2 separate regions of the Mus musculus genome follow, and region 1 is linked to region 2. A link is a loop called in an ENCODE intact Hi-C map of the cell type or tissue named here. Cell type or tissue: left cerebral cortex. All regions are shown on one strand. Each heading gives the region's core, and the rest is flanking DNA. Links, peaks and the distances in the headings are about the cores only. Region 1 overlaps Mettl25 (methyltransferase like 25). Region 2 has its middle 170 kb from the start of Gm25143.

Region 1 (16,756 bases), core at 3,688-11,687, 2.0 Mb after region 2:
CTGTGAACTGTTCACTAACTTGTAATATATCCATCCATCCATATATATATATATATACACACACATACATATACACACATATACAGTAATATGCAGCTATATACATATATATGTATATATGAGTGTGTGTGTGTATATATATATATATATACACACACATATACACACACATACACACATATATATACACATACATACATATATATGTAAAGTGGAAAATACAGACCTGAAGAGAGGTAGTCAAATGAGAATTCAGAAAGAGTAAATACAGAAGCATTTTGGAGTCTTGCATAGAAATTGGTGAGCAAGTTTGTGGCCTTGGAGGTTTGGGTTGTTTTATCCACTTGTGTTTGCATCCAGAAAAATGAAATTCATGTGCCAAGGTAATAGCTTTTCAGACCGTTTTCTGCCTTTATTAGATATTTAAAATAAAATACTTCAAAGCCTCCAGAAAATGAAAGCAAAAACGAAGTATACTTATGTCCCCTATAAAATGAAAATCACGTCAACTATTTTATAATCACTAATATTTGACATGATAAAATACTTCAGTACAATATTTGCATGAGCAGAATTCATAAATGTTTCTTCATGCTGTCTAAATATTGATTGATTTTTATTTTATGTGCATGCGCGTTTGCCTGAGTGTGTGTGTGTGTGTGTGTGTGTGTGTGTGTGTGTGTGTACTGTGTGTATGTAGCTATCCACAGAGAGCAGAAGGTGACAGATCCTGTACACCTAAAGCCACCCTATGTGAGTACTGAGAATCGAATCCTGATCGATCTTCTGCAAGAGCAGCAAGTGCAGCTACACGCTGAGTTACCAGTCTTCATGCTAAGAGGTCAGCATGAGGGGACATTTACACACACACACACACACACACACACACACACAGCACGCACACACACACACACACACACACACACACACACACACACACACACCCCACACACACAAATCATGTTTTAGTGGAGTTTTGATAATGTTATATACATCATTTCCATATATGTATTTTATTTTTGAAAAACTGTATTCTGATCATATATTTCCCCTATCTCACCTCCTCCTGGAGTTTCCCCACCTCCCACCTCTCCATCATATACAGTGGTATATTTATTTTAAGAATTATTGTGGATTCATTATTAACTGAAGCCCATACAATATTCAGATTTCCTTGGCTTTTACATACATTTTACTACGTTTTCAGTTTTGGAATCAAACAAAGGATGATGTATAACATTTAGCTGTATTAGCTTTGACACTTTCTTATTCTTGTTTTTGATAGCCTTAACAAGTTTTGAGAAATATTGATCATATATTACAGAATATTCTTCTGGTATGGTTTAGATATTTTTCCTTCACAAAACAACGAGGGCAGGGAGGACACTGGAGTACAGTGCCATGCCCATGCCTCAGAGCGAGGGGCCACACTAGCCACCTCTCGTGTCACTGTTGATGCTGACCTTGACTCTCTGCCTCAGACAATGTCTGCAAGGATTTTTTTTTTTAAATTGGGGAGTTCCTTTCCGTCCCATTCCCAGAGTCTACTCTTCAGAAGAACGTGATCATGTACTGCCCCACCTAGCTAGTCCACAGTCACGATGCCTGTGTTTGTGTATAGAAGACTGTGGCGGTTTTAGTGAAAATGTCCTCCATAGACTCAGATGTTTGAACACTTGGTGCTCACTTGGTGGAACTGTTTGGTAGGTTTAGTATTACAGCCTTGCTGGAGGAAGTATGTCATTGGCACAGGATTTGGCTTTGGGATTTCGAAGTCACACACCAGTCCCAGTGTGATCTCTGCATTTCTTCTTGAAGTTCAAAACAACGAGCTCTCAATTTTTCCTGCCCCATGCCTGTCACCTACCCTGATTTTGTGTCATGACAGAATCTGGAACCATAAGCCAAATCAACACTTCCTCCTATAGTCTGTCTTGGCATGGTGTTCTATCACAGCACTAGCAAAGGGACTAATACAACTATCTATATAAATTACTTTTCAAGAGCGATTTCTCTCTTTTTATCTACTTATTCTGTTCTTAGAAAGATCAGTATGAGGGTCTGCAGTGTAGCAAAGGTGGCCATGACACTTAGAGGGAGCTCTGGATGAGTTCATGAGAGTTGCATAATCGTTCAGCTTTTTTTCCCCCACTCACCTGAGCAGGTGACTTAGTAACTGCCTTACCTCCTATCACAGGAGGGTGAGATGAAAGCTGCTGAGATGCCACTGGCTAGCAGAGAACTGGCTCAAGAACTACGGTAAATAGAAAACCTCCTCGTGTAATGCAGTTATAACACAATTCCCAACGTAGGGAACGATAGGGATGGATAAGTCCAAGAGCAATTTAGAACTCCAAATAGACCTGGCCAAAAAAGAATCTCTGAGACATATCATTTTTAACATGTTAAAGCTAGATTCTAAGTAAGTAGCAAGAGAAAAACTCATTACTTCCTATGTCAAGCACAGCAGAACAACACTGTACCTCTTAACAGAAAGCTTAAAAAGGAAGGGAAGCGGCTCTGTTGGTAAAGGTGCCAGCTGCTGTCCTGAGTTTAGTCCCCAGAACCCACATAAATATGGAGGGAGAGAGCCGACTCTACACAGCTGTTCTCTGGTTTCCACATGTGCAGTGCACCAAGGTATGTACTCTCCCATATGTACACACACACACAGTAATAACAAAACTTAAGCACGCTTAAAAACCAGAAACACATGGAATGATATATTTCAGGTCATGAAAGCAAGTAACTGTCAAGATAAATTATATTTTATCTAGCAAATATAGCTTAAAATTGCTGGAAAATACTTTCCAAGATAAGCACAAGTAAAATCAATTCACCCCCACTAAGCAAGCATTACAGGAGTTACTTAAAAGAAATTCCACACACAAGAGAAAGAAAGTCACAACACAGGAGCACACGAAAGAATACATCTCATGAGGAACAGACTAAGAAATGAGACTATGGGGCAGAAGATGGTTTTGTCATTAAGAGCACTTGCTGTTCGTGCAAAGGACTAGATTTCAGCTCACAGCACCCATGGTGGGCAAGTCAAGTGCCTATGATATAGATGCAGAAGACCCAACACTTTCTTCTGGCCTCTACTGGTCTCATATATAAATGTGCATATAAACACACACACACACACACACACACACACACACACACACACACACACACAGATAAATCTTTTTAATTAATGAAATCTCAAATAGAATCAAACATTTCTAATTCAGTAATCAATACATGTCTAAGGTAAAGAAGGGAGAAAGAAAAACAAACCAAACTAAAACAGTATCACAACCAACTAGAAATGTAGTAACCATAGTCAGCAGACATCTTAATGATAATGTAGATAGAGGTTAATGCTCTCAATGCTCAAATTAAGACATTTAGACTAGTTGACTGGATCAACCCATAAGATCCAGGCATTTGTTTTAAAAGACAACTCAACAATAAAGAATCACACAGAAAAACAAAGGATAGTAGTGTGCATCAAGTGAGCAGTAATAGGAAGCAGGCACAATATCTCACAACGAAAACAAAAGACAAATATAGTCTAAAGAGGTAAAAAGGTCACTAAGTTACTACATATTGTAAGGAATACAGTCTATCAAGAAGAATCAACAATTTAAATACATGCTCACCAACTGTTGGGGCACTTACGTTGAGAAAACCAACCATGGGGCATAAAGAACAGCCAGGCCTACATAATGACATAAACAGGTGACCTCAATACCCCAGTTTCAGCAACAGAAAATAATTCATATAGAAATTCAACAAAGAAAATTGAGACTTAACCTGTCATAGATCAAACGGACATAGAAGACATCTAAAAGGTTTTGTTCCCAACGGCTACAGAGTACACAGCATACACTCTGAAGCTCCTGAAAGTGTCTCTAAAAGAAACTACAATTAGGGCCTTATGTCAAGTCATTAAAATACAGAGGAATCAAATTGATTTGCATATGTTATTAGGAATAATGGAATAAAAATAGTAATAAGTAGTAAGAGAAACTACAGAAACTCTGCAAACACATGGAAACCAAGAAACATGTTCCTAAATGACGGGGTGGGCGGGGCAGTTACTGAAGAAATCAAGGAGAAAAGTAAAAAGTTCTTAGAATTAAATGAAAATGGAACTACAAATAGATGTAAAAACTTCTAATGAATACCTACAAACTCAGCTCAACAATACATTATAAAAATCATACAATATAGTCAAGTTTGTTTCATTTGAGGGAAGCCAGCATTGATTCAACATATACAAACCAATAGGTACAGGATATTACACAGACCAAAGAGGTTAGGAGAAGGACTGTACCTTATATAATAAAAAATACGATATGGCAAATATATTCTGAAAACAGTACAGTTCTAAATATAGTGTCTGTAACTAAAAACAGAACCACCATATGATCCACCTATGCCACTCCTGGGGATGTAAATTATTCTACTAAAGAGAAATGAGTTCTACCATGATTATTGGAGCATAATTCACAATAACCAACTTTTAGAACAAGGTTAAGTGTTCATCAATACATAAAGAACAAGCCAGACACATAAAGACAAATGTCATGTACTTTTTCCTAAGATATGAAACCTAGTTAACAGACACACATAGACAGACAAACATATATACGGACACCATACACATAGCATGGATGCAACATGCAAATTAGGCGGGGTGGTATTTGAGAAGGAGGAGTCTAAACAGGCAGGGAGTGAATAACCTTGAGCAAAAAATGCTATTATTAAAATCAGCTTGTACAACAAATATATTCTAATAAAAAAATTAAACCATTCTTTGTATATATTATCAAAATAAAGAAAAAGAAACAAAAAGCATTAAAAGAGGCGGCTCTAGAGGTAAGGTTAATTTTTAAAAAGTTTTTGATTCTTTGTGAGTTTCATATCATGCATTCCAGGTACACTCATCTCTGTGTCCCCTCATATCCACCATTTGCTCTTGCATCTTCTCCTCCAAATAATATACATACACAAACACAGACACAGACACAGACACACACATAAACACAGACACGCACGCACACACACACACACACACAAAGACACAAACACAGACACACACACACAGACACACACATAACAACAACAAATAAAGCTGTAGTATGTCACAGTGTGTCCCACAGTATATCCCTCTGTCCACACATCTTCACTTGCAAATGTTCATTGGTCTGGTTCAATATCTGTGATTTCTGTGACACCATCAATATTGGATCCACATCAGAACTCCTTCCTGTTATCCTGCTGTTGCCCCGTGTCATGGAGATCCTGCAGCTCTGGAACAACAGGGCAGGCCTTTGCAAGCAAGCATCCCAGATGCATATACACTTGCATTTGCATGTGATACAGAATGTGGGGTCTGACAATTCAGAGACCTGGATCTGGGCTTGGGCCAACCACTCCCCACTACCTGCTCTCCTGAACCGCTCCAGCTAGGCAACCCAAAGCTGCCATCAGCAGGAGGCAGGGGCAGCTCTCCTCTTCTCATGCCCCCAGGGCAGCGCAGTGTCACCCACACCTCCAGCGCCAGCTCCACCGTTGCACTGTGAAAGTTCAGAGGCCCGTTTTCTCAAGGGGTGCATGCAGTGTGGGAAGGGCTGGGCCAGCTCTCCTGCTCTCACCTCTGCAGACTCTCACAGTGCCTTTCCCATCAGGGCCAGCTTCACTGCCCAGGTGAGGTGCAGGGCCTGCTCTCTCATGATCCCAGGGTCAGCGCTCCTGGATACTGCAGGTGCTGAGAGCGTAGAAGGGTAGAGCCCCCCGGCCCCTCTCCACCCGTCACCTCAAACCAGACGAGTGGCAGGGCCAGCTTGCCCACCCCTATCAGGGCAGGCTCACCTTTGCTTCCTACACCAGGATTAGCTTTATTGCGCTGTCCAGGAGGTGCAGGACCTGCTCTCTCACTCACGTGGCCTGGGGCCAACCCCTGGACTGCCATGTTTGGGAAGAGTCAAGGAAGCTGAGGCATCACACCTGTACCCACAGCCCTCATGACTGAAGAGTGGCAGGGCCAATTCTAGCCCTTGAGGCTGGTTCACCTGCGCCCCCCCAGCCCCCCCCCCCAAACCAGGGTCAGCTCTTTTGTGCTGTTCAGATGACTTCCTGTCTGTCTTGGTCCTCCAGTGCATCGCTGACCAGCTTTGATTTGATTTTTATGAGTTGTAGGCATAAGATAGCTTTGTCCACCAAGCCAGGCATCAAGCTAGGATGAACAAAGGACTGCCATCTACTCTGCCTCTGACTGACGCAAGAACACCACTATCATCAAAGGGTTAATTTCATAAATCCTCTCAAGCAAGCATGGACAGATAAAGCCAGTGGCAAAGAGGCTCATGTGACCATGGTGTAAGAAACTTACCATACTGTTTCTCAAAAGATTATTGACACTGTATTTCTTTGTAGAAACAAGAGAGGATTGAATTAACATACATATGACTTTTAGAAATCATACAATTATGTAGACAGGTATTTCTTGGGAATGTGAATCTTAGGGGAAGTAAAATAGATGTTTTGATTTGTTTTAAAAATGAAAGGTAAGCTACGGGGGATTGCTCCTCCTTCTCTTCTTTCATATTTGGGTTTTAATTATTAAGCTTTGAGACTCCATATTCCTTCTGGGCACATATCCAAAGGAAATGAAATCACCACCTTGGAAGAATATCTATGCTGCAGTATCCATTGGAGCATTATTCATGAGAGCCAAGATGTAATAACCATCTACTCTTTCACTGACAGATTAATGGATTAAAAAAACTACCCTGGTATTTGTGTGCATGTCACACACACACACACACACACACACACACACACACACACACTGAAATACTATTCAGCCTCCAACAAGAAGAGAATCCTGTAAACCTGCCACAGGTACTTGATATTGTGTCACAGTTGACTGTTTCAGAGGTACATATTTAGAATTAACTTGCTTGGAGAATGGTAAATGTGCTTTAAAAATAGTGCATACTTTATGAAAAGGGCCAATAAACATCACTCCAAGGTTATTACAACTATTCAAGATGAAGGAGCTAAGAAGGAATCATTTTGAATAAAAAGTCTTCAAAGATAACCATGTTCAACAGTCTGCAGTGTGCCTGACTTTCCTTTCCCAAACTTGGTGATGGTAAACTGCAGTTTAAAACATAGAAACATAACGTGACTGTTAGGTTGCTGCTGAGAGAATCATAAAAGGAAAAAAAAAAAGCTCAAAATTAGTGACTCTCAACAGGGGCAATTCTGGCAAATGCCAGGTTGTTTAGAATCGTTCTCCTGCTGACATCTAGTGGCCAGAGGCCAGAGGTGCTGGGAGTACACGGAGCTGCTTCTCACTACAAATTCAGATCCACAGGCCGGTGGTGCAGAGGTTGAAGAAGGCCCTGAGAGCTAAGTCCACTTGGCTTTCACAACTGACTGCAGACTCGTGGAGAAACTCTTCATGCTTTGTGAGAGCCAGTGTAAATCCAGCACATTTAGCCTCGGTGTCCTTTGAAAGGAGATGTCTCGGAATTTTCGGTTTCCTTTCATGTTTAGTATAATTTCTTGTGACTCCAATTTAAACGGGTGTAGTAAGTAATTCGCTTACCTACACTGTTAAGTGCACAGCAGTACATTTGCCACCCATGGAATTACACAGAAAGGTCATTAATAAAACAATTATGGATCTAGTCAAAGCTCTTTTAAGTCTTTTGGTATATTTAAAAATTAAAATTCTATATAGCATTTAGGATTTCTTGAAATAATGCTACATACAAATATCTATTGGTTGTGGTGAAATTTTTAATTAATACTCCTATTTCATAGTATGCACGCAAAATGAAATATTTGTATTTTATATCAGAAATGTAATTTTGGTTTTATCACTTTTCCTGTTCCAAACAAAGACCTAGAAAGCACTATTTTTAAAAATCTCTTTTGCTTAAAATCAAGACAGTAACCCACCCCCAAATCCATTCTTATAGGTTTGCTTCCGTTCCTATACCCCATTGTTTCAGACCCTAAGATGTTTGCTGGTTTTCCTCGTTCTCAGTGTACTCCAGGTCATACTTTTGTTTTCCTTTAAATCACTTCTATTTAAAACACAAAACAAAATAAAATGGGCCCTGTGATTATACGAGAAAACCAATAGGCCATTATTAACATCTCTATTAGTTAAGTAAAAGCAAGAAATCATTTACTACAGTCTTTTTAGTCAGTGATACTTGCCTTTTCCTGAGACTCCTCCTAGATGTATTTTGAATAATTGAAGCAGCTACCATGAGTAATTTTTTCTTAAGCTATTTCTTTTAGGAAAGTTCAGAGCACCTGTAATGTGCCCTGACAGCACACAAGCAGACGCCCCATCAGTGTCACAAGAACACTGCATTGGCTATAGAGAGACTGTACACCACTGCTGCCCAGGACTGTACTTTATATTGGGATCCAGTCTCAGAAGTATGCGTTTCAGAGGTTTAGGTAACTTCATGAATTATGATTTTGCTTCTTCTGTAAGTGTTATAGACCTATAGACCTATATTTTACATTTCTATATGTGACTCATTTCGAGTTTGGGAAAGATGTAAAGTTTGTTTCTAGAGTCATCTATCTACTGTGTCTGCCCTGTTGTCTGAACAGCATGTGGTGAAGAGGTTTTTCGCTCTACTCCATTGTCTTTGTCTCCTTACTAAAGTCCACTTGGCTGCATTTGGATGGGTCTACTTCTGGGCTCTCAGTTCTGTTCCTGGACCCATTTATCTATTACTCTACAAATATCTACTTGTCTTTACACTAAATCTTAAAGCTACCTAGTAACAATTTGTAAGCTTTCTTTTCAGTTAGTATTGTTAGCTCTTTTTGATTCTTTTCTACAAAAGACTTAGAAACAGTTTCTACGTCTACAGAAAACCTTTTTGAAATACTGACTGAGATGTACTGAAACATTGTCTCAAGTTGGGGCGCACTGACACTTGAGAACAGGGAATTTTCCTACCCATGAACACAGACTCTCTGTACACTTAACTTATTTCTAGTTTTGTACTTGAGAGGCATTTCCTTTGAATTCTATTAGAAAAACTGTATCTTTCACTTTAAGAGAGGATGCTCACATAAATACTGATGTATCTTAATTTACGTCAAACTTGTTCATTGTTGGTGTAGAGGAAATGATTTTCTCTATATAATCTATATCCTACCTTATTTAATTTTATTATTTTAATTGCTTGTTGTTTCTTTGGATTTTTTCCATGAACATTATCACGCCATCTTGAACAAGAACAGTCTTCTTTCTTCTCAATCAAACACCATTCACCCCCTTTCTTCTCTGACCGAGAGAGCCGGTAGGTACAGTATGATGTCGAAAAGTATGGAGGAAAAAAAATCTTGCTTCTCATCTTATTGAGAAAATGTTGCTTTTCACATCGAACAGAATGTAGCTGTGATTTTCTGTTGATTAAAGCTATGTGTCTTGATGCATTTTTTTTTGGTAACTTGTCTTGCTTGGTGTTGGTGGTGGTCTCTGATTTCTGGATCTGTGGTTTGGTAACTAGCCAACGGAAGACATTTCCATCATTAGCAATTCAAGTATTTCTTCTGTTCCTTTTATGTTTTTCATTCTGATAAAACTTTAGCTTGTCCAGTGCTTGGAATCCATGGTTTTATTTTCTGTTTTACAGTCTGACTGAGTTCACTGCTTGCATATTCTCAACCCTGAGGTCATTTCCTCTGCTGTGTTCAGAATCCTAGTAAGTCACAATTTCTTCTGTCTGCTTATACTCCGTTTTTATTCATCCATTCAGTCATTTATTCAGAAATCTTTCCTTTTTGCACAGGCAATACATTTTGATTGTTCTTTTTCACTTCCTTTAACTCCTTCCAGATCCACCCACTCTGCTCCTACCTAACACCTCATGTTCTCGCTTTCCTTTACTCTCCAAAACCAGAAACAGTGAACATCAAAACAAACACAAGTAAGATTAAAAAAATCATCAAAGTGAAACAAAGAGGCCACCAACCCCAATAAAACACCCTATACACGGGCACATGCACACAGATATGTGCATACACACATGAACACACCCACAGACACACACACACAAACAGCCACAGACACCATCCCCTACCACACACACACATGCACACACACACCACAAAAAAAGTTCTCCAAACCCAAAAAACCATGGAGTCTTGATTTGTGATAGCCAACTGCTCCAAAGCATGTTGCCCGTTGCAGAACACGGTTGACACCCACTGGAGAGATTTCCCCTTCCCTGCAGATATCAACTGCACAAGGCCTCTGGCTTAGAGGTGGGACGCCGTGTCTACTTCACTGTGCTAGGCTGGAGCTGTGCAGGTCTTGCTCAGGCTATCGCAGTCTTCGAGACTTTAGATGTGCATTGGTCCTGCTTTGTTTCCTTAGAGGCATCTGCCACCTCTGGCCTTCCATAATCTTCCTGCCTGGATATAATCTTTTTAAGTATTTCTATTTTAAAAACATTTTAACTGTTTCCAAAATCTCTCTACTTGCACTGCCCATCTGCTTTTGTCTGATGTCGTTTATTAATCCCAACTTTTAGCACATTACTCCATTTGCAATTGCAGATTATAATTCTAGTGTTCTTGTCACATCTCATGTGACTGTGATGACTTCCATCTCTTCAAATTTTTTTTTTTACTTTAGTGTGCATTGTAAATTTCTGTTATAAAATTGACGTACTGTATAAAAAACACTTTCATGGACATGCCATTAGTAGTGTGGTGGTAAAACGTATTTTGTAATCTTATGCTTGGATCTGTCACTGAATGTGTTTCTGGACTATGAAATTTCCCAGCACTTCTCCGTATTTTCAAGTCCTGTAGTATGGGACAGATTGATAGAACTGACTAATGTTGGCTACTTTCCTTGCCCTCTTCAGTTAGGTATACATGAAACTCCAGTAGCTGTGTTCTAATTAAATGCTGTCTTTTTAGAAGTGGATCTTGGTAAGAACAATTCGCTTAACAAAAATGACCTTTCTCTGCCCTTGCCTCAACAGTGAGGGGCCTTTTCTCCAATGTTCATCAGAACTGGGTTATATTCAGAGGCAAACATCTCAACAGCGTGGGGACCACTTGTAATTGTCTTGCTATCTCCAGCCTTTCATTCTTAGAACTGTTCATCCTGAGCCTCTGAGACTCTGCCAGATTTCCTAACTGTGGTTCGTGTATACGTCAAAGTTTGCTCCTATGTGTACAGCCTCCTGTATCTCTCCACTTTGGGGAAACCCATGGTTTACCCTATGATTTCAGTTATCTATTGTAAATGTATTTGTGAGGAGGAAATGAGGCAATGTGATCTCCTTAGCAGAGCATCTCTCACAAAGTGCTAAGTAAAAGTTAAATATTCTAATAATTCCACATTAAGAGATGTATGAAAGAACTTTTACTGTGGTTACTATTATTTATTAATATTACTATTGATAAACTTGAGAAGACAAAAACAGAAGAAAGAATAAACATAGTCCTGAATTCTAGTGTGTGTGTTGTTTTTGGAAAAGTATAGTAGTTTTCACTTTGAGTAAGCCATAGTGTCCTGTGCAATCATTCATTCAAAAGTAAAAGAGGCTTCATTTTATTAAATAAAACTAGTTACGAGAGTTTTATCAATTAGGTCTTAATTAATTATACACAAATAGAGATGAATAGTAAGTACTGTCATGCAGCTAACAACTGTATATAAATACTGGGGGAATTCTACATCTATCTTGTCATTTACTTATTTCTATATTTTTCAGCTCTTTCTTAACCATTTACCAGCTCAATTTGACTTTTTAGTTCATGTATAACTGGTATTACATTGAGTTTTCCCTTAGAGTCATCTAGCTTACTATTTACTTTCAACAATATTATCAACAATGTTAGATGAGATCCACTGTGATGTTACAACTTAACAGAAAGAGCACACTTAACAGGCTCTCTGAATTCAATAATGAAATTTATAGTTAGCCATAAAACTGCAAATAAATAACTTTAAAATTATTCATTTCTTTATTTAATTCTAATTTTACATTGACAATGTTCTGACTTTCAACCCTATATTATTTAGTGAAGTTATTCTTTTAACTAAATAATCTAAAAAAGTCTCTTTGGTACACAATAATAAACTTTCCATATATTTGACAGGGAAAATGAGTTGCAAAAAAGTAACAGAAGCTTAATTTCAATACAATTGAGACTTCACAGGAGGAGGATGAGCAGAAAGCCAACCACTGTATCCTGCCTCAACCCGTGACTCTACCAGCAATTCCTGTACTATGTGAAAATAAAGCGTAATCATTGACTGACCTTGGACTCATCTAATCCAAGCTTCTTTAGAGACATTCTGACATACTCCAGAAAAGAGGAACATTTGGAATAAATTTTACCAACGTGCTGTTCACTGCAAAACAAAAGCAAACATCTTTTTAGTTTTTCCACTTTCAAGTATAGATAGTTTTAAATTTCAACATGGAGTATTTTAAAATATCTTCCATCTATATGGCACAAGATCCAGATGTGATAAAAATGAAGTAATACTTTTGTGATATTTGTAAGTGACATTATATCAGGATCTGCTTTGGGGAGTTCCTGGACCATGCAGCAGTAGAAGATAATATTCTGCACAATACTATGTAAGAGATGTTTCAAACTTATACTATTAAAAAATCTCAGTTTAACAAGGTCCTCAAGTTTCCACTGTGCTCAAAACACATTTTCCCTTTATTGGCTTGACATTACATTACACATTTTATGGCAACATGCTCTAACAGGGGCAATATTTCAGCTAGTGAGGGAGCTACCAAGCACTAACAGCCAATTGGGGTCTGACTATCATTTATGCCTTAAAGATTTTCAGTGCAATTTAAACAAAGTGTCATGAAATAGTTTTCAATTTAAATAATGCTAAGATGGACTATTACATCTCTCAATTTTGGCTACAACTTAAGCATAATGTAAAGTGTAAAAATCAGAGGCATAAAGAACATCAGTACCTACATGCTATCAAAAGTGGTAAATAAAGCCTCATTTACTGGTGAGAGATTAAACCCATGATTAGACATTATATTCTACCCTTCTACCTTAGCAATGTAGCTTAGATTTCTTCAGTCACACGTCAAGACAGCAACCTCAATTCTACTTACCATGTCAAATAATCATAATTCCAAGTATCCCCTGGATGATTTTGTAAATTACTGTTTGAGAATTTTATACACAGATCCATGCACATACTTTGGTCAAATTCACCCCTATTTCTTCTTAGCTCCCCCCCCCCCCTAATCCTCCATCACCTTTCCTTCTCTCCTCCAAGTGCTGTGCTTAGTAAACCATAAAGCCCAGTAAGTGTTGCATGTACATGCATGGGTTGTGCATCATCTATTGAAGCATGAGTAGCCTCTCCGGGGTCTTATAAAAACTGTCTGGCTGTCTCCCAGTCTCTGTCAACTGCTAATATCTCTTGAGATAGAGGTGAGAGTCCATGATCCCATTCCCCACTCATGTGTCTAATTTGGCTGTTTTGATATATTAAGCATTGAGTCACAACTTTGTATGTCCAATGATGCTGTCATGCCTGGCAAATACGGCTTTACTACAGAAGGCCACTACCCCTGGCTTTAAGGTGAAGAGGCAGGGTACAGATGCCTCATATAAATCGAAAGCACCCATAGTCTCTTACTCTCTGCAGGTTAATTAGTTGTGGATCTCCATATTAATCACCATCTACTGCAAAAGTCAGCTTCTCTAGCCGAGATATGTATGGATATAAAGACTAAACTATGGGTATGAAGATAAGAGCATGGGGTGGGGCAGTGCACTGCTATGTCCACTTAGTAGAATAATAGTATTGGGCTGTTCCCTAGGGTCCGTGACCTCGCCAGTTATGGGATTTTGGCCCAGTTGACAGTATTAGGCATGAACTCCATCTTGTGGGGTGGGCTTTAAATCCAGCTGGAATGTTGCTGGTTAGTTCTATGCCATCTGTGCCACGCCAGTGGCATATCTGCATGCCACCTCTTATCATAGTTTTCAATGTTCACAACTGAGTAAGACTTTTGATGATTTTTCTGCCACATTAGTATTCATGGAATGTTCCAGAACCATGAAAACAGCCTGTGAGAAGAGAGCTTCCAGGTGAGTAGATACTTGATTCCTCCATATCCGACAACTTAAGTATTTGACGTCTTTTAAAACATAGGACTTTTCTGTCACCGTCTGGAAGGTAATCAAAATAAATGGCAGTAGCTTGTAACTTTTTGGAGGTGGGTTATGCTACCTCATTGGCTAACAACTCAGAGAGAGGTAACCCAACGTAGCACTGGGATTTTTATTTAAGGGCCTGTGGTATCTAGGAGGGGGCCGGTGCCATTACAGGGTAACAGGGCTTAAACTTCTTTCCCGTATGTGTATGCACATGTACATACCTTTGGAAGCTTCTACAATAGGTTTCTATAAGGTGTGTTCCAAATTCTGTCCTCTTAGCTAGCCCTCCCCACAGCCTGTCCTCTCCCACTTCCCGCTCCAGTTGGAGCCTCCTGCCTCCATCACCACCAGTGCTCCATACGCATCCTTGAGACCTTAGTTCATTTCTGTTTACATTCTTTTAGAAGATTTTTTTTTTTGTCTTTTAGAAGTGTTTTGTCTCTTCTCTACCCCCAAAGTTGTGACTAACTATTCCATCAATTATACAACCAGGACCCCCATTTACAGCAATGCTTCCCCACCTTCTCACACGTTGTCGACTCTGGTCTTCTCCTCGTAGTGCTTGGTGACTGGTTTGGAATGTCTACCACACTTGCGTTTGTTTTATGTGTGCAGGTAATCACTTCTGAACAGAGAAGCAGATCCCGCCCTCCTGGGCTGTCTTAGTAACTCACACGGAAAAGCCCACGTGCACCAAGCCTTTTTCACAAAGTGGCTATCAATCTGCTTATTCTGAATTTCTATTCCTTAGTATCTTCTCATTCAATCTGTTATTCTACCACTGTCTTGAGTACGAAGGCGATTGAATAGGTACAGCCTGAGGAAGCCAAAACAAATGCTTTACAGGGCTATATGTCATTCTTAGTTTCGACAAATAGTTACCCATCTTATCCCCAACAGATATTGATAGAGTAGACAGGTACAGCTGAAACATCATAGAATACTGAACCGAACTGCTTAGCTAGTCACAAAAGATGCCATCTAATGTCACTTCCTGCTTTTCATCTTAAGAATGCCTCCAGGGTATCTTCCCTGCACCCAAAGGGAAAAGCCATTAAGTCTTCCCTTGGTGAAAGGCCTCTACTGTACAGTGTTCACTGTCACCTTATGGAGTTCCTCCACAGAGAAAGTACATAGACAAGATTGTAGCTTTCTGTGACGCTAGTTCTGCCATCAACTAGCAGCAGTAGTACTTCCTTATTAGAGAACATTAGGATTACCATGGCTAACACATGTACAGTTCTTAGAAGAAGACATATTAACTGTCTCTATGCATAGTATCCTTTTATTTTAAAATTACATTTACTTTGTGCATGTGAGCATGGGTATGCGACGGTGCCTACTGTGGAGGACAGCACACAGTCTGCAAGCCTGCACACCTATTCTACTGTGTGGGGCCCAGGGGCTGAACTCAGGTCATCAGGGTTGGAGCAAGCACCTCTACCCAGTGAGCCTTTTCTCTTACTCTACTCAAAGCAAAACCACTCCTGAACTCATATTTCTGGGTTAGTCTGTGTGTGACTCTTTTCCTCTCCATTTCACTTCTTCAGACAGGGTTTCTCACTGGCCTGGAACCCAGCACTTTATCTAGACAGGCTGGCTGCCGAGGCTGACGGCTCTCTTGCTTTGCCACTGTGCTTTAGGCTTGCAATGGTTTTTATTATAGGTGTGGTTTTATGTGGATAGATGAGATTCCCAACTTGGGCCCTAAGGCTTGAGCAGGAAGCGTTTTACCCAATGAGCCATCCTCTAAGCTCCTGGAATTTTTTTTTAGCCTTCAGTGTAAATATTTTATTAACATTTTTATATTCAATATCTATTTGTGTCTGTTAAGTAATCTTCTGCATATAAATATAAAATTTTAACTTTTCCTCTCTGAGAATTTCCCATGTTTTCAGCCTATTCATCATCCCCCCAATTCTTCCCAGATCCACCGCTCTTCCCCACTGACCTACGACCTACCCACCCACCTTGTGTCCTTTGTTTTACCCAGTAAGTCCAGTTCCTGCTTCCCACGTAGTCGTGGATACATGATCTTCCACTGTCATGAGACCAACCTACCAGATCTCTCTCTCTCTCTCTCATCTAGAAGCTGGTTAAGTAACATCAAAGTTACCAGAATTAGATGCATTACAGGCTAACATCAGAATGTAAGTATAAGTGGAGTGCTTTGATTCCTGAATTTATTAATTTAGACTGCTTAAAAGTAAAAGAAATATTTTCAATTTTCATTTCCTTTATAGCTCAGCTATTGTTAAGACTACTCTAGAACACTATACAATAATTTGTTACATAAGACATTTGAAATCTTTGTATTATTGTCTTTAGCAATAACAGGAAGAAACTATAAGCCAAGTAGAACTAGAAAGGTGACTGGTTGGGTCACTCTCGCTGTTTAAATTCTTCACGAGTGTCCCATGAACCCTGAATCGTAAGGAGTAAGCCGGAGCCCTGCCCTGAGTGAAGCAGGCTGGCCTGGCCCCACTGAGTGTTCCAACACTGTGATGACACTGTCTCCTCGGCAACACTGGCGCTTGCACAG
Region 2 (16,756 bases), core at 3,130-11,129:
GTCGGCCATCATTGGGAAGAGAGGCCCCTTGGTCCTGCAAACTTTATATGCCCCAGTAGAGGGGAACGCTAGGGCCAAGAATTGGGAGTGGGTAGGTAGGGGAGCAGGGCGCAGAGGGGGAGGAGGGTATAGGGGATTTTCGGGATAGAACTTGAAATGTAAATGAAGAAAATATCTAATACAAAATTGAAAAGAAAAGAATTCAGCTATTAAAATGCTAGAGCGAGCATGTCATTCTTTATTTCAAAGCAGTCAACAGCTGATTCACTCGCACTGGAAGGCCAAGCACTCATAATGTTCCACCAGATCCTACATGACTTTCCCCTTCATTGCTATTGTAGGGTCCCACCTGCTGCCCATCACTTTCCATCTCCCCATTTTTTTTTTTTTACTATAATCTTATCTGCTGATTCCATACTCTCCACTTGTCGCATATGTTGTTTGGGTATTTCACACAGTTTCCCTATCTTAAACCTATTCCCTTGATTTCATCTCAAGATGTAAACATTTCAAATTTTAATTCGTGTGCATTGTCTCAGTGTTGTCTAATTCATTTTGTCCTTATTAAAACACACACACACCAAAAAAAAAAAACCAAAAAACCAAAACAAAAACAAAAAACAAAAACAAATCCTTTTATCATATCCCTGCTTAAAAACAAAACATTCCTGTGCCCAACTATGATTTTAATTTACTCTCCTTTTGTTTATTTAAAAACTATACAATTTAATAATTGCTCTTTTTTATAATCCCTAGAAGGTATTGAACTCTGATTTTTAGAGCTATATACATATGACCTATGACAGTGACACACAATAAAGATTTAACAAACATGTATGAATGAATACTTAATGGAGACTTGCCAATACAAATCCTCAAACACCTTGTACATTACATTTCATTTGTTATTTATATAAATCTATTTAAAATATTTTATATGTGAGAATAATAATAATAATGAGATTCATGATATAATATCATGCCATAAATAGTTTTTACATAAGAAAAATCATAATTTATGGTAATTTGTACTAACAGAAAAATACACATACTACAGAGACACCAGTGAGTGTCTGAGGAGAGTGAGTGTTAGAAATTCATTAAGAAAATAGCCAAAAACAAAACAAAACAAAACAAAACAAAACAAAACAAAACAAAAAACATTACCAACAAAAAACCCCAACTATTAAATGAAGTAGGAATATGGTATAGTTTGATGTCACAGGTTAACGTCATTTCTTCTTTAACATGAAAAGTTGAAGAAAGTATGAGGTTTAGGGAAAGAGAGGAAGAGAGATGGAGAGAAGAAGATGACATAAAGTCTATAAAAACAGTTTAAAACAGTTGTACACATTGCGATTTGGACAAGGTATTATTAATTATTAAGTATTTTCATTATTTGATTTTTTTATATATGTGCTTCAACGGAAAGAAAACAGTTTCTTTTAAATCTAATTGCTATATACATCGATATAAAATTTCATGGAGAGCAATCATTCCTTGGGTGGGGTGGAAGGGGCAATATATAAAATGAAAAATTCATTTCTGCATAGTGACGCTCATTTTTTTGTGCAGAATATATAGGCACACTGTTTCTCCTCATGCAGCAAGGCTGTAAGCTGAAAGGAAAAAATCCATAGAGTAAAATTATGCAGTCATGAGAGGAGCAGACCCTTCTGACAGCTGTGCAATTACTGAGCTGCTTCTGTGAGGAGAGTTCTTGTAACACAGTAAAATAAATCCTTGTCTTCTTAAATCCTGACAGTACTTACTTCATCATTTGATACCTCTTCCATGCAGCTAGCCCATTGAGCACCAATACATATTATTAGGACATAATCAATGTATCATTCACTGTCAGTAAAAGTCAGAATATTTTCTTTTTGCCTCTGAATCTCAAAAATATTTTTCAGTCCACATCTGAAGATAAAAAGCAAGCATGATTTATTCCTGAATAACTAAAAATGAAACACTGGCAGTATGTTTAATGTGCAGAAGAGGGCAATCACTTTATTGCAGTTTATGGCTAATTGTTTATAAATATAAATAGATATTGAATAAATTTTTGCAAAATGAGTTTCAGGAAGAATAAATTAGGTGGGAGCAATTTAGGCATAGATCCTGTTTTGACAGACATAGATGCTAAGAATATTTTGAGGGATTCAAAGCCAAGAATATCTTCTGAACTCTGTTTCTTGACAAACTGTTTAAATATGTAGGTATTGAAAAGGTACCTACCAAACTGCCCAGTGTATCTTTAGTTTCAGTCTAACGACCCATTGCATGCACATGTATATATATTTACCCCATACATATTCAATTGTATAAAATGTAGAACATTTATAAGATTTAATGTGAATTATATAAAGCTATTTGATCAGAAAATTTTACTCCAAACTGTCTTGTTTTATGTGTCAACTCGACACAAGCTGGAGCTATCACAGAGAAAGGAGCCTCTCTTGAGGAAATGCCTCCATGAGATGCAGCTGTAAGGCATTTTCTCAGTCAGTGATCAAGGGTGCAAGGGCCCATTGTGGGTGGTGCCATCCCTCAGCTGGTAGTCCTGGGTTCTATAAGAAAGGCTGAGCAAGCCAGGGAAAAAAGCCAGTAAATAACATCCCTCCATGGCCTCTGCATCAGCTCCTGCTTCTTGACCTGCTTGAGTTCCAGTCCTGACTTCCTTGGTGATGAACAGCAATGTGGAAGTGTAAGCTGAATAAACCCTTTCCTCCCCAACTGCTTCTTGGCCATGATGTTTCTGCAGGAATAGAAACCCTGACTTAAGACACTCCTCATGAATGGAATGCTAATGTCTTAACATTTGAAATTCTTTTATCTAGATATTTTAGGTTATATATTTGTATATGGGCTGGATGTTTATATTTTGACAGCCTAGGAAAGTACAAATTAATAAAATGATTGTTATTTTGAAAGAATTAATAAGTTCATAAAAGATACAATATTTGCTTTTTGAAAAAAGATGAAATAATTTAGGCATTATTTAGTAATTGTATAGAGTATGGACAAAATGTATATACTTAAATTTGCATTTCAAGTTGTTTATTTCTGTGACTAGATTGAATTCTTAACAAAATGCTTCAAGTGCATCATTTTTGACCCTGCTAAGGTCATACGTAAATTAATAAGAATTTCCATCTAGATTGAAATTGTAATTATGACCCATTATATATGTAAGGTATGCAAACTGACGGTAATCCATTCATTTAATGTAAATATAGGCAGTAGAATGTTATGTACATAGATAACACAATAATTTTTTCCTGAATTCACAGTGTGGTTATGAAGCAACCATATAAAAAGTTACACTACCGATTCTGAAAATGGGTGGCAAATGGGACCAGTGCCCTGCCCTTGCCCCAGTGTCACCCAAGTCAATGTCTCTGCTTGGCCCACAGGCCAGGCTCTTGAATGGAGCTGCAGCTGCTGTACCTGCTTGCACTCTTTACCTTGCTGGTGGGAGCAGAGCATGGTCAGCCTGACTCTGAGCAAGGTCAGAGTATCCAAGATTAAGAATGGCTCATTTTCAGGTTTGATTCTCCTTGAAAGACTTCCATGATACTTGCTGGAGGACATGTTGATGTCTGTGAGTCCTGATGCCACCAGAAACCATGTTGATATCTAACAGCTCAGTTGCTGCCAGATAACATATTGATGTTGATGATATCAGCAGCCACTAAAAATTATGTTGATGCCTACCACATAAATGGCTGCTATGGCCAAGGAAGCCTCTTTAGTGGGAGTATGAAGGCATGCAGACGCATTAACAGAGAGAATGAGAGACGTTTAAGTCTTTCTGTGACAAATCCCCTTGCCAAAGAAAAGAAAACAAAATGGTTCAGACATACAGCTATTGAAGAGAGTCCTTAAAAATTGTGATAAAGATGCTAACGTGTAGCTCTTCACAGTTGATGGCCTCTAGCAGGGGCTGAGGAAAGATTCAGTCTGTTGTCTTTAGGGACCTGGACACTGGGACGCTGACCAAGTTCCAGTGAATATATGAGCAACACAAAGAGGACTTGGTAGTCTTTTTCCATTTTCTTTCCTTTATCTTATTTTTCTTTTTTTCTTTCAGGGGAAGAAGGTACAAAGGTGGGAGTGTGGAACTGGGAGGAATGGGAGGCGGGTGTGATCAGGGTGCATTTTGTGAAATTCTCAAATAATTGATCAAAATATTATGTTGGGAAAATGTCATGCAACCTAAGCAATAGAATTAGGAGAAGTAAGTCCGAAGAGTGTAAAAAATTAAAGAGATGTGATCCACTGTGAACCTTGAGGTTCAAAAGTGGTAGACAATTAAAAGGCAAATACTGTGTTGTTTTTTTTGTTTTGTTTGTTTGGTTGGGTTTTTTGAGGCAAAATAGAGAAAAATGACATAGGAGAGACGTTGGTTCAAACATACTACACTCACTTCCTATGGGTGACTAGAGATGACATCATGCTTCTTTCTACAACATGAAAGTAATCTGTAGGGGTACTGGTTAGACCAGGAGTATGGAAAGTGTTTAGATAGTGATTCACAACATTTATTATGTGTTTGTGAAATAAACTTTCATAGTTTCCCCTTCTTTCTCATTATTCATTTTTGATTCTCCAGTGTTTACATTAGTCTGACTCTTCTTTAAGATGGGCATTTCCTTATGAACCTGTAATCCCCTTTAAAGTGAAGAATGTTGTAACATCATGTCATACTTTGGCATGTGAATCATTCCCAAGTCTATAAGCCCCTAGTCTGGTATAAGCTCTAGTTAGCAACCAAGTGAACGTTTCCATATAGTGTCTACCCTCATTCATGTCAGGAATTGCTCACAGTGTGAGTTTGGGTAAATGAAGAGAAGAAAAGGTGTACTCTTCTCGGAGATGAAAGTGAGAACTTCTGTCATGTTCTGGTGATAACTTCCCTCCATCACCACTAGTAGAACAAACTTGGAAGTTGGCCCCAGTCTTATAAATTGAAAGCTGCACAAATATTGTCAAGGTGGTTAATTTATTTAACCTCTAGTTGCTTTCTTCAAAAAACTTGAAAGCCTGTAAACTTTCTGTTGGCACCAGGAGTAAAATGGCTATGCAAGAAAAAAAAAAAAAACACTCTTACAAATCTACTACTTGGTGCCTATCTTGGATAATTTTATTCTCATCTTTTTGTTTACTCTTATGGATAAATGAAGCTGTTCTTTTCAATTTGTTAAAAAGTAAAATGTATCAAAACAGCAAAGATATGCAATGAGATACCTTGTTCTAGTAAATGCTAAACCAATATGGATCACTCTGTATTATTATGCTCAAAGTATTTATGGATGTGGTCTCTCATAATCCACATATCCAAGATTAGATGGTTACCTAGAGGAAACACAAAGGAGACTTGCCAAAACACAAAGGCAAAATAATTCTGTATGAATTTAACAGACAACCTTGTCTATACACACCAAGAATAAGCATTGCCAAGTAAAATATTATTTCTGCAGTTTGGGATGCCCTTGGAAATTTAAAAATTGTTCCTGATCTTTAGTGAACTGTTTATGATATCAAAAACCACAAACTAGTGTGGAATCATTCAATTCAATTCACAGTCACTTTTCAGCGGATAACTGGTAGAGATAGTGATACAGTCAGCACTGAGAGGTTTCTATAGCTTATCAGCCAGAAGATCTGCCCCCTGATCTCACATTAAACACATTCTTATTAAGAGCCATAGATTCACTGCAGAAATGCAGTATTCCTTAACTGCATGATGTGCATCTCTTGATTACTATTGACCATTACTAGATAAGAATAGTTGATTTCAATGCCATTTTTGGTCCTATCACTGGATTTAAAGATAAATTTAAAATCCCTCTCTAATGATGTTGCAAACCTCATTTCAACTTTTTTGGTGGGTGGGATTGAATCCTGTGTATTTAATCTCCATAGATTGTCTTTTGAAAATTATTTTTAGTACTTGCTTTTACTATCTCATCCATATTTTAGAAATTATCTCTTTAAGAATGACAGATGGCTTTAGGCTCCTATTCTACTACAGATCAAATGTATCAATGTGTTGGAGGAGAGAAGCTGATACAGAGAAACTCTAGTGATAAGTATATGAAATTAAACTTCAACCTGGAGGAATCATGGGAATTCCAGTAGCAACAAAATGTTAGTTTGTCTGAATTTCTGAAACAAGGAGATGGGTGTATGTAAATAGTATACCCTGCTTGACATTTAGACAAATGAAGGCAAGGTCATTTAATCGGAAAGAGGAGGAATTTCTCTTTACCAGATTTTCTATTTCATTTGAACTGACATCTGGCTCTAATTTTTCTTTCCAACTTAAAATTCTTTTATTCACTTGATATTGGTTCAAAGTTGACATTTTTAAAAAATCTTGCATTTTAAAACATCTTCATAATTTAGAACACAGAATGCTATTGCCATTATCTGCACACTAGAGGGCACTAAGATATGCTAACATGGCATGCACTCAGAATGATACCTTAGATAACTTCTGAGGAATCATTCTTTTCACTTTGAAATCTTTAAAAAAGACACAGAAAAAAATATAGTTAATACTACACTATAGATATTAATTTTTTAAAAAATAGCATGAAGCTATCCATTTTAAATTACATTTTCATTATATATATTGGTTTAGGTCTAGGATCAAGTGTACAATGGCAATCGTGTCAACTTTTAATTTAAGGTACATTTTGGTGAATATGAATGTCTTGTTATATTAGATAAAATCTTGTTGAAAATTTCCTATGAATTTTCCTAAAGTTATACCTCTCAAAATCAACTTAATAATGTCTCCTACTGATCTTTAATGTTAACTTTTAAACTATCTTGATATAATTGCATCAATCTAGTATAATTTCATTGAAAACACAATAGCCTACCATCGCAAGGTCTGAAAAATAACCAGCTATTATTGTTGTTGTTGTTGTTGTTGTTGTTCAGGACATTAACACTCACAATGAATATATTTGCATTGTCATTTTACGGTTTATAAATGTGCTCAAAACCACAGTGGTATTTCAATTATCCGATGACAATTTTAATTTATACTTTTCTCAAATATTTCAAAATACTCTACACTATTTCTTGAATTCCTTTCTCTAAGCATTTTTAGATTCATTTATAAGCAGCTGATTTTCTCCGTTTACCTTTTGGCCTTCTTTATTATCTACTAATAAGATATGAGAACAGGGATTTTGCCACCTGTGAATTGAAAAGTATTCATATTGTGTCTAGATTTCGGAGCCATTAATCTAATTCTCATCTTCTTGTTGATGTACAGAGTAAAGAGTCAAAGGAACAGAACAGAGAGACATAAAAGCAAGCAAGCATAAAAATGTCACAATTATAGAGCAATAACTGAAATGAAAGATTTAATTACAGAATTTATCATTTTGATGTTTCATTCTGATTTCTTTCTTGTTTTTGAAAACTGTGAGTAAAATAATTTGTCTTAGTTGGATAACAATACTCTAAGAGTTTGTCCTGAAACTCCTGGCATGGTCTCTGGGTACACATAGCTGAATAGGTAACTGCTAGTAAACAACACAGACTTCTGAACCTAGAAAAATGCTCACGCATACCATTCTGCACTTCAGAATGAAGCTTCCTTACGTACTGTCTTTAATGCAGTCCATTCACTAGAGCCTCGCCATATCTGCAGCTGAGAACCACATGCACTCTAGCTGCAGTCAATAGAAGAAGATATTAAAAACAAATATAAGTTATAAAGATTGCCTAAAGTAGTCTACAGTTTGAGAAATGGTTTGTCAATGCAATATGGAATAAAACAGCAGGTTTGACATATCGGTGCAGAAGTTGCAACTCTGAGTTTTGAAAATGTGTGCATCATAACAGTATGATGTCCCTTTGTTACTGGGTTACCTCAGTCACAAAAGAACACACATGGTATGTACTCACTGATAGTGGATATTAGGAAAAAAGCTTGGAATACCAACAATGCAACTGACAGACCATATGAAGCTCAAGAAGAAGGAAGGCCAAGGTGTGGACTTGAGGCCCTAGGGAGTGGGAGGGCTTGGTGGAAGTGGGGGTAGGGGTAGAAGTGGGGGTGGAAGTAATGAGAGGACTGTAAAAAATTAATAATAAAAAATAATGGCTTAGTAGTATTCCATTGTATAAATATACCACATTTTCTGCATCCATTCTTATGTTGAGGGACATCTGGGTTCTTTCCAGCTTCTTGATAGTATAAAGGCTGATATGAACATAGTGGAGCATGTATCCTTATTACAAGTTGGAGCATTTTTTGTGTATATGCCCAGGAGTGGTATTGCTGGATCTTCCAGTAGAATTATGTCCAATTTTCTGAGGAACCACCAAACTGATTTCCAGAGTGGTTGTACCAACTTGAAATCCCACCAGCAATGGAGGAGTGTTCCTCTTTCTCCACATCTTGGTAGCATCTGCTGTCACCTGAGTTTTTGATCTTAGCCATTCTGACTGGTGTGAGGTGGAAACTCAGGTTTGTTTTGATTTGCATTTCCCTGATAATTAAGGATGTTGAACATTTTTTAGGTGCTTCTCAGCCATTCGACATTCTTCAGTTGAGAATTCTTTGTTTAGCTCTTTACCCCATTTTTTTTTATAGGGTTATATGTTTTTCTGGCATTCAACTTCTTGAATTCTTTATTTGGATATTAGCCCCCTAAGACTGGCAAAGATCTTTTCCAAATTTGTTGGTTGACGTTTTGTCTTATTGACAGTGTCCTTTGCCTCAGAGAAGCTTTGCAATTTTATGAGGTTCCATTTGTCGATTCTTGATATTATAGCACAAGCCATTGCTGTTCTGTTCAGGAATTTTTCCTCTGTGTCCATACCTTTGAGGTTCTTTTAAAACAATGAATTCATGAAATTCTTAGACAATGGATGGATCTAGATGATAACATCCTAAGTGAGGTAACCCAATCACAAAAGAACACACATGATATGCACTCACCGATAGGGGGATATTAGCCCAGAAACTTCGAATACCCAAGATACAATTTGCAAAACACATGAAAGTCAAGAAGAAGGAAGACTAAAGTGTGGACACTTTGATCCTTCTTAGAAGGGGAAACAAAATACCCACGGAAGGAGTGACAGAGACAAAGTTCAGAGCATAGACTGAAGGACTGACCATCTAGAAACTGCCCCATATAGGGGATCCATCCCATAAACAACCACCAAACCCAGACACTATTGCAGATGCCAACAAGAGATTGCTGACAGGAGCCTGATATAACTGTCTCCTGAGAGGATTTGCCAGTGCCTGACTAATACAGAAGTGGATGTTCACAGTCATCCATTAGAGGGAGCACAATGAAGGAGCTAGAGAAAGTACCCAATCCCTAGGAAGAACAACATATGAACTAACCAGCAACCCCAGAGCTCCCTGGGACTAAACAACCAATCAAAGAAAACACATGGTGGGACTCATGGTTCTAGCTGCATATGTAGCAGAGGATGGCCTAGTGGGTCATTAATGGGAGGAGAGGCCCTTGGTCCTGTGAAAGTTCTATGCTCCAGTATAGGGGACTGCCTGAGCCAAGAATGGGAGTGGGTGGGTTGGGGAGTCTGGGAAGGGGGGAGGGGATAGGAGATTTACAGAGGGGAAACTAGGAAAGGAGATAACATTTGAAATGTAAATAAAGAAAATATCTAATAAAAAAGGGAAATAAGATTTAAAAAATAATAAGATATAAATTAAATAAATAAAAGTATGTTCTGGTTGGATTACATATATAAACTTAAGTATTTTTTCTTTCTAGTGATACTGTTAGTTTAATAGTCATAATCATCACAAAAGGTGTACGGTGGTGTTTTAGAGTTTGTACACTGGAGCCAATCTGTCTGAGCTGGAATGTGGGCTCTGCAGTTTACTGGTGCTATGGGCATCATTAGTGTCAATTAGTCTCCCTATGGACTAATTTCCTTACCTGAAAAGTGAAGTTAATTGAGAATGAGGTATCATGAAAATGAAAGACGAATATTTACCTAAGGAATTTAGAACAGTATATGAGGAAAAGTGTCTATGTGTTTATTAAACATCTAGGGAATGGGTCATTCTGTATCAACAAAATTCTGTTGGTTGTTTTTTGTTTGTTTGTTTGTTTTTTTTTGCTTTTGTTTGGTTTTTTTTTTTTTTGATGCTTTGAAAAACAGCAGTTGATATTTTTCATTTTTTCCCAGTTTTTCCTTCAACTAAGGAGGTTTCTTTTTAAGTTACAAAAATTTTATACAGTGGTTCACACCTATGAGTCCAAGTTTTATTTTTTTGTTTTTTGTTTTTTGTTTTTTGTTTTTTTTGTTTTTTTTTTTTTAAGTGAAAATGCTATATTTAAATTTTGTCCTGAAGTTGGAAGTGTTCTAATTCTGGATCACTAAAAAATCATCACGTTTAGATAAAATCTATCCTTTGCACACATAAGTAACAATATAGAAAGAAGTAGGAAGTTACCTTGTGTGCATGAACACATAGTTTTAAAAAAGAACTGGACAAAGTAACCTATACAGTTAGTATATGATTCTTACACACCCACACTGGTGGATGATAATGATAATAATAATAATAATAATAATAATTAACAATATTATTATTTACAACCCAGCCATTGTCCCCCTCCTGTTCCCCCTCCCAATGTTCCTCATCTCATTCCTCCTCCCCTCCTGTCTCCAAGAGTATGCTCCCCCCACCAGGTCACACCTCTCCCTGGGGCTTTAAGTGTCTCAAGGATTAGGTGTGTCTTCTCCCTCTGAGGCTAGACCAAGCAGTCCTGGTATATATATATATATACCAGGGGCCTCGGACCAGCCCATGTATGCTGCCTGGTTGGTGGCTCAGTATCTGGGAGCTCCTAGGGATCCTGGTTAGTTGAGACTGCTGGTCTTTCTATTGGGATGCCACACTCTACATCTTCTTTCATCTTTCCCCTAGTTCAACCATTGGGGTCCCTAACTGTAGTCCAATGATTGAGTGTAAGTATCTGCTCCTGTCTCATCCAGCTACTGGTAGTGTCTCTCAGAGGACAGACATGCTAGGCTCCTCTCTGTAAGCACATCATAGCATAAGTAATAATGTCAGGTCTTGGTGCCACCCCCCCCCCCCCAAGATGGATCACAAGTTGGGCTGGTCACTGGACCTCTTTTCCCTCAGTCTCTTCTCCATTTTTTTTCCTGTACTTTTGGACCAGAACAATTCTGTGTCAGAAATTTTCACTGTGGGTTGTTAACCCCATCCCTCCAATTGAGGCCTTGTCTATCTAGTGGGGATGGAATCTTCAAATTCCCTCTCACCACTGTTGGGAATTTCATCAAAAGTCACTCCCATTGAATCCTGAGTCTCTCACCTCCCAGGTCTCCGGTACTTTTCTAGATGGTACCCGCACTTCCTACTCTTGCATATTTCCATTCATTCTGTAGGCTCTCTCTCTCGGCTTCTTTCCTGTCCTGTCCCCCACACCTGATTTTGTTCTGCCTTTCCCTTCCTCCCTCCCCCCTCCCACTCAGGTCTCTCCCTCCCTTAGTCTCCCATAATTATTTTCTTCCCCCTTCGAAGTTGTATCGAAGCCTTTCTGCTTGTTAACTTTTCAAGTTCTGTGGATTGTATCCCAGGTATTCTGTACTTTTTGTCTAATATTCACTTGTTAGTGAGTACATACCATGAATGTCTGTATGAGTCAGTTCACCTCATTCAGGATATTTTCTAATTCCATCAATTTGCCTACTAAGCTCATGATGTACTTATTTTTAATAGCTGAATAACATTCCATTGTGTAAATGAACCACATTTTCTGTATCCATTCTTTCCTTGTGGGACATCTGCATTCCTTCCAACTTCTGCCCATTACAAATAAGGCTGGTAAGTGCCATGGACTGGGCCCAGTCACACCCCCTCAATCCGTGGGAATCAGGGCCTCGAACAGATGGGCATAGAGTAGGGGTGACAAACAGACTTGGACAAGAGAGAGTGTGATGGATCTGAATGTCTTGTCATAAAGTGAACACCAGTCTTATATAATACAGAAAACAAAGTGGTAGTATGTCAGAGCAGGCAAAGTACATTGAAGTTATCTGACACAAAACAGAGGAATGACTTCAAAAGGACTTACAAGAACCAGGTGATGTTTACAATAAGATAAAACAGCCCTGCCTAGGGTCAGCTAATGACAGGTAAGGATTTCACACCCTAGTCACAATTTGTGCTACTCCTTTGAGCCTTGTGAAAGCTAGCACCAGGAGGTTCTGCTCTAGCAGAACTTCTCATGAATAATGAAATACTCAGCCCCCTTATTTCCTAGGCCTTGGTAAGTTCTTGCATATAAGTGTAACTTGGCTGTTCTTTTAAGTATCTGTAGGGAATCTCCATTTGTCAGAAGAATTCATCAACTTGCTTCTATTATGCAACTTAGTCTTCTATACCTGGCTGTAATGAAGATTCTAAGTATACTTTGTTAAGCTTGCCCTGAGATTTCTAACTCTTATCCAGAAAAATACTGTAAGAAAGCATGCAAGACCCTCCACAATATTGCAGGGACAATTCTGGGGTATTCTAGCTGTGGGAATGCCAAGGTTCCAGGACACTAAGTTTCCTTGAAACTCTTACCTCAGGACTGTTCCCAGGTTTCTAAACCTGTAATGTGAGTCACTAGTGGAGTGGATGTAGCAGGTAAGAACATAGTGGAGCTGGTATCCTTTTGGTATGTATGGTGGGGCATCTTTTGGATATATACCCAGGAATGGTGTAGCTGGTTCTTCAACTAATCTAAACATTGAAAACAAAGGATCAGTCTGAGGTTCAAAATAACACAAAATCTCAACAAAATAGGTTCTTTAATCAGTGACAACATTTTTATCTGGTTTATATTCTGAACTTTAAGAGTTACTACATTACAGATTATACAAATTTAAATTTCAGTTTAAACAAAAAAATCTAATAATTCTTAAATTTTCATGTCCTCATATTTTATAATAGAGCACATAATGCTAAAGAAAGTTGCCTTGCATTATAATTATGTAGACAAGTACGATAAAGATACATACATTTTTATATAGTAAAATAAATATAGTAAAATACAATATAACTACTAGACAATTTTAACTATCACTTTAAATGACTAAGCTTATATTTTACATTGGTTTCCATAGATGTGTGTATGTGTGTGTGTGTGTGTGTGTGTGTGTGTGTGTGTGTGTGTGTAGGTTCATACAGAAGTTGAATGACACATTTCTAAGGTCAGTTCTCTCATTTCACCATATGAGACCAGAAGTATATCTCAGCTCTCCAACTCTGACAGCAAGTGATTTTGCCCACTGAATCATCTCACCAAACTTGCACATATTTTTCTTTCAAAAAAAAAAAAAAAAAAGAAAAGAAAAAAGGTATTTTCCTGGTTCTTATTGACTTTGTAGATCTATGATTTGAATGATAACCCTTTCAGAGTAAAAAAGAGAAGATAGCCTTGACATAACAGAAACTACAACAGGGTAATTACACTGTATTCAAATAGATACATTTGATAACGTAAACACATAATTAGGTAGTATATGATTATTAGATGCATAGTAACATCCAGGCATTTTTATTTCTTGTACATGCCAACAGGATTCATTTATCAATATGTAAAACCAGATTTTGGGTTTTACCTGTTTTTCTGGTTGGGAATTATTGTCCTTGTCCTTTCAAACAGTGTGATAAGCAGTCTATATTACTTCTGGATAAACACACACAATAAAATACCAAAATAATCAGCTCTGAGCACTTTGCTAGAATTATTAGATAGAACACTTTCTTTCTTTTTTTGTTGGATTAATCAAGCTGGGTATCTATGAACATGAGTTTGCATCTCTGTAATTACTCACTGTTCCCATTCTGAGGGTGGAGGTGGTCTGATGATATTTCTCTGAGTCTGGGTGGATGAAATAACGACTTGAAATGGACAGTAGATTATCTGCTTTTGATACTTGAACTACTGGTGTATCTAGGTTATCAGTTTTACATTCTCTCTCTCTCTCTCTCTCTCTCTCTCTCATATACATATACAGATAGATGTTGGGAGCTATTAAGACAACACAATTGTCCTGATCTCTGAATTGGGCCTCTCCCCAACAACCCTGAGAAGAAAAGGGTGTCAAAAGCGGGCCACTGACGCACTGCTCCAAAAACAACCATAGATTGTTCCAGCCCTAAGTCAGCACTGGATGTCCTGACCACAAGATGTACCCTGATACCGCCAAGTTCCTGCTTTCTGGTGTAGTTGCCAAAAGAAAAATTTCTGCTGCCCCATCCCTCCTGCTGAGGTGCATTTCCCTTGCCCCATTCCTCCTGCTGAGAAGTACTTCCCCTTTTGCTTGTGCATTTAAACCTTGGGCCTGGCTAATACATTGGGGTCTTGATGCAATTCAGAACATTTCCATGTAGTTATTCGCACAGGACCCTCGTCTCTCTATGCCCCATTTGGTTCTTAGGAGAAGGTCCCCTGGAGACCCTCGAATAACTGAACCTGCTGGACGGGTCAGATAGATAGGTAGGTAGATAGATAGATAGATAGATAGATAGATAGGAGAATGGAATGTGAAATGTTTCTCACTTTCACAGTTAAGTATTTATATTTGTCTAAGGGAGGTTAAATATAAGTAGGGAGATAAAAATTTGTTTTTCTAAAATAAGAAAATTTCTATGAAGACTAAACCTATTTATCATCTCTGACTTGTAATTATTTCTAATTTTACAAAATATAACATTGATATACTACCTATTATAATTTATGACATTTAACTTAAATAGGTATTAACAATACTATTCTATGTCTTTGCCTTTTGTTTGTAAATTACTTTCATATTTGACAGGTTTATCTAGCAGTGTTTAAAATGTTTTATTTTTACATTAAAACATATTTTGTCGTAATATTAATTCTATAGTATATTTACTTAATAATTTTTCAAATTATTCATCATAGCAATTGAATTTAATTATATGTTTCAGTTGATAGTTGAAATTTATGGTAATAAATGTAAATTAATTACTTTAGTGAAAATCTACATTCAAAACAACTAATTACCTTTTCTTTCTCTTTTACGATCTTATGCCTCTAACTGTCTATTATTTTCCAGCTAAGTGGATTATTGAAAACCCTCTGCTAATTGCTTTCGATTATCAATGCACAGTGTTACTAAATTATAAAATAGCACCATACTTAGACATAAAAGAGATGTGTACATGTATTTATCCTTTAGCTACATTTTGGTAAACAAGAAATAACCTTCGCTTAAATAAATACATTCATTTAACCTCAAATAACTTTTAAGTTTTACTTTCAGCAAAATAAATAAGCATTTTTTTTCAATCACATTAAATGGAGAGTTTACAGATTGAAGAAATCTTTTCATTAATTTCTCCCAAATTATCAAGGAGCAATCTTATTTATGACTTGGTTGTGTTATAGGTTGATTCTTACATATGAATTTAAGATTTTGGTCATTGTGAGTCACATAAAACCATTTTACTGATGTTTTCAACAAGTTATTTCACATTTCATAATTTAAAATAAATATAAGAAACAATTCGTATCTACTGAATATTTGTATTATGATATATAACATAAAATTTTAAACCATAAGGTGATGAAGCCTTCTAATATAACTAATTCATGAGCTACTTACATAATAGAATCTTTATATCAGTTTTACTCTTGATCTTTTCTCTACCTCACAATTCCCTGATATACTAAATGAATTATCAAATCAATTTTACATAAGAAAATAGGAAAACTATGTTCCATCTTATTTACTAGGGAAAACTGATAAAAATTGAAGCGACAGAATATAAGCATTTACGATTAAAACAGTTATTTTACTCAAACAAGTCAATGGTCTTTCTGTAGACAAAGGATAAACAGGCTGCGAGAGAAATTAGGGAAACAACACCCTTCTAAATAGTCACAAATATTATAAAATACATTGACATGACTCTAACTAAGGAAGTGAAAGATCTGTATGATAAAAACTTCAAGTCTCTGAAGAAAAAAGTTAAAGAAGATCTCAGAAGATGGAAAGATCTCCCATGCTCATGGATTGGCAGGATCAATATAGTAAAAATAGCTATCTTGCCAAAAGCAATCTACAGATTCAATGCAATCCCCATCAAAATTCCAACTCAATTCTTCAACGAATTAGAAAGGGCAATCTGCAAATTCATCTAGAATAACAAAAAACCTAGGATAGCTAAAACTCTTCTCAAGGATAAAAGAACCTCTGGTGGAATCACCATGCCTGACCTAAAGCTGTACTACAGAGCAATTGTGATAAAAACTGCATGGTACTGGTATAGTGACAGACAAGTAGACCAATGGAATAGAAGACCCAGAAATGAACCCACACACCTATGGTCACTTGATCTTCGACAAAGGAGCAAAAACCATCCAGTGGAAAAAAGACAGCATTTTCAACAAATGGTGCTGGCACAACTGGTGGTTATCAAGTAGAAGAAAGTGAATTCATCCATTCCTATTTCCTTGTACTAAGGTCAAATCTAAGTAGATTAAGGAACTCCACATAAAACCAGAGAAATTGAAACTTATAGAGGAGAAAGTAGGGAAAAGCCTCGAAGATATGGGTACAGGGGAAAAATTCCTGAATAGAGTAGCTATGGCTTGTGCTGTAAGATCGAGAATCTACAAATGGGACCTCATAAAATTGCAAAGCTTCTGCAAGGCAAAAGACATCGTCAATAAGACAAAAAGACCAC

What was found. A loop is a pair of places that touch in the nucleus more often than their neighbours do. Peaks named below come from ENCODE experiments on the same cell type or tissue, not always from the same donor. Only the 100,000 strongest peaks of a DNase experiment are listed, where the experiment ranks them.
Region 1: a loop joins it to region 2, with 8 times the contacts of the local background. A loop is called at or near these places in 4 of 42 quality-filtered maps.

What each region holds. Positions count from the first base shown.
Region 1 is chr10:105,767,267-105,784,022 of GRCm38, forward strand. It overlaps Mettl25 (methyltransferase like 25), which reads right to left. Exons shown (of 12, transcript NM_207522.2): 9 at 12,322-12,415. Among named protein-coding and RNA genes, the nearest start is that of Mettl25, 66 kb to the right of the region's middle. In left cerebral cortex, for the core only: a CTCF peak has its summit at 7,307 (motif pointing left); a DNase peak (open chromatin) is centred at 7,322.
Region 2 is chr10:103,778,655-103,795,410 of GRCm38, forward strand. No RefSeq gene overlaps it. Among named protein-coding and RNA genes, the nearest start is that of Gm25143, 170 kb to the right of the region's middle. In left cerebral cortex, for the core only: a CTCF peak has its summit at 6,444 (motif pointing right); a DNase peak (open chromatin) is centred at 6,436.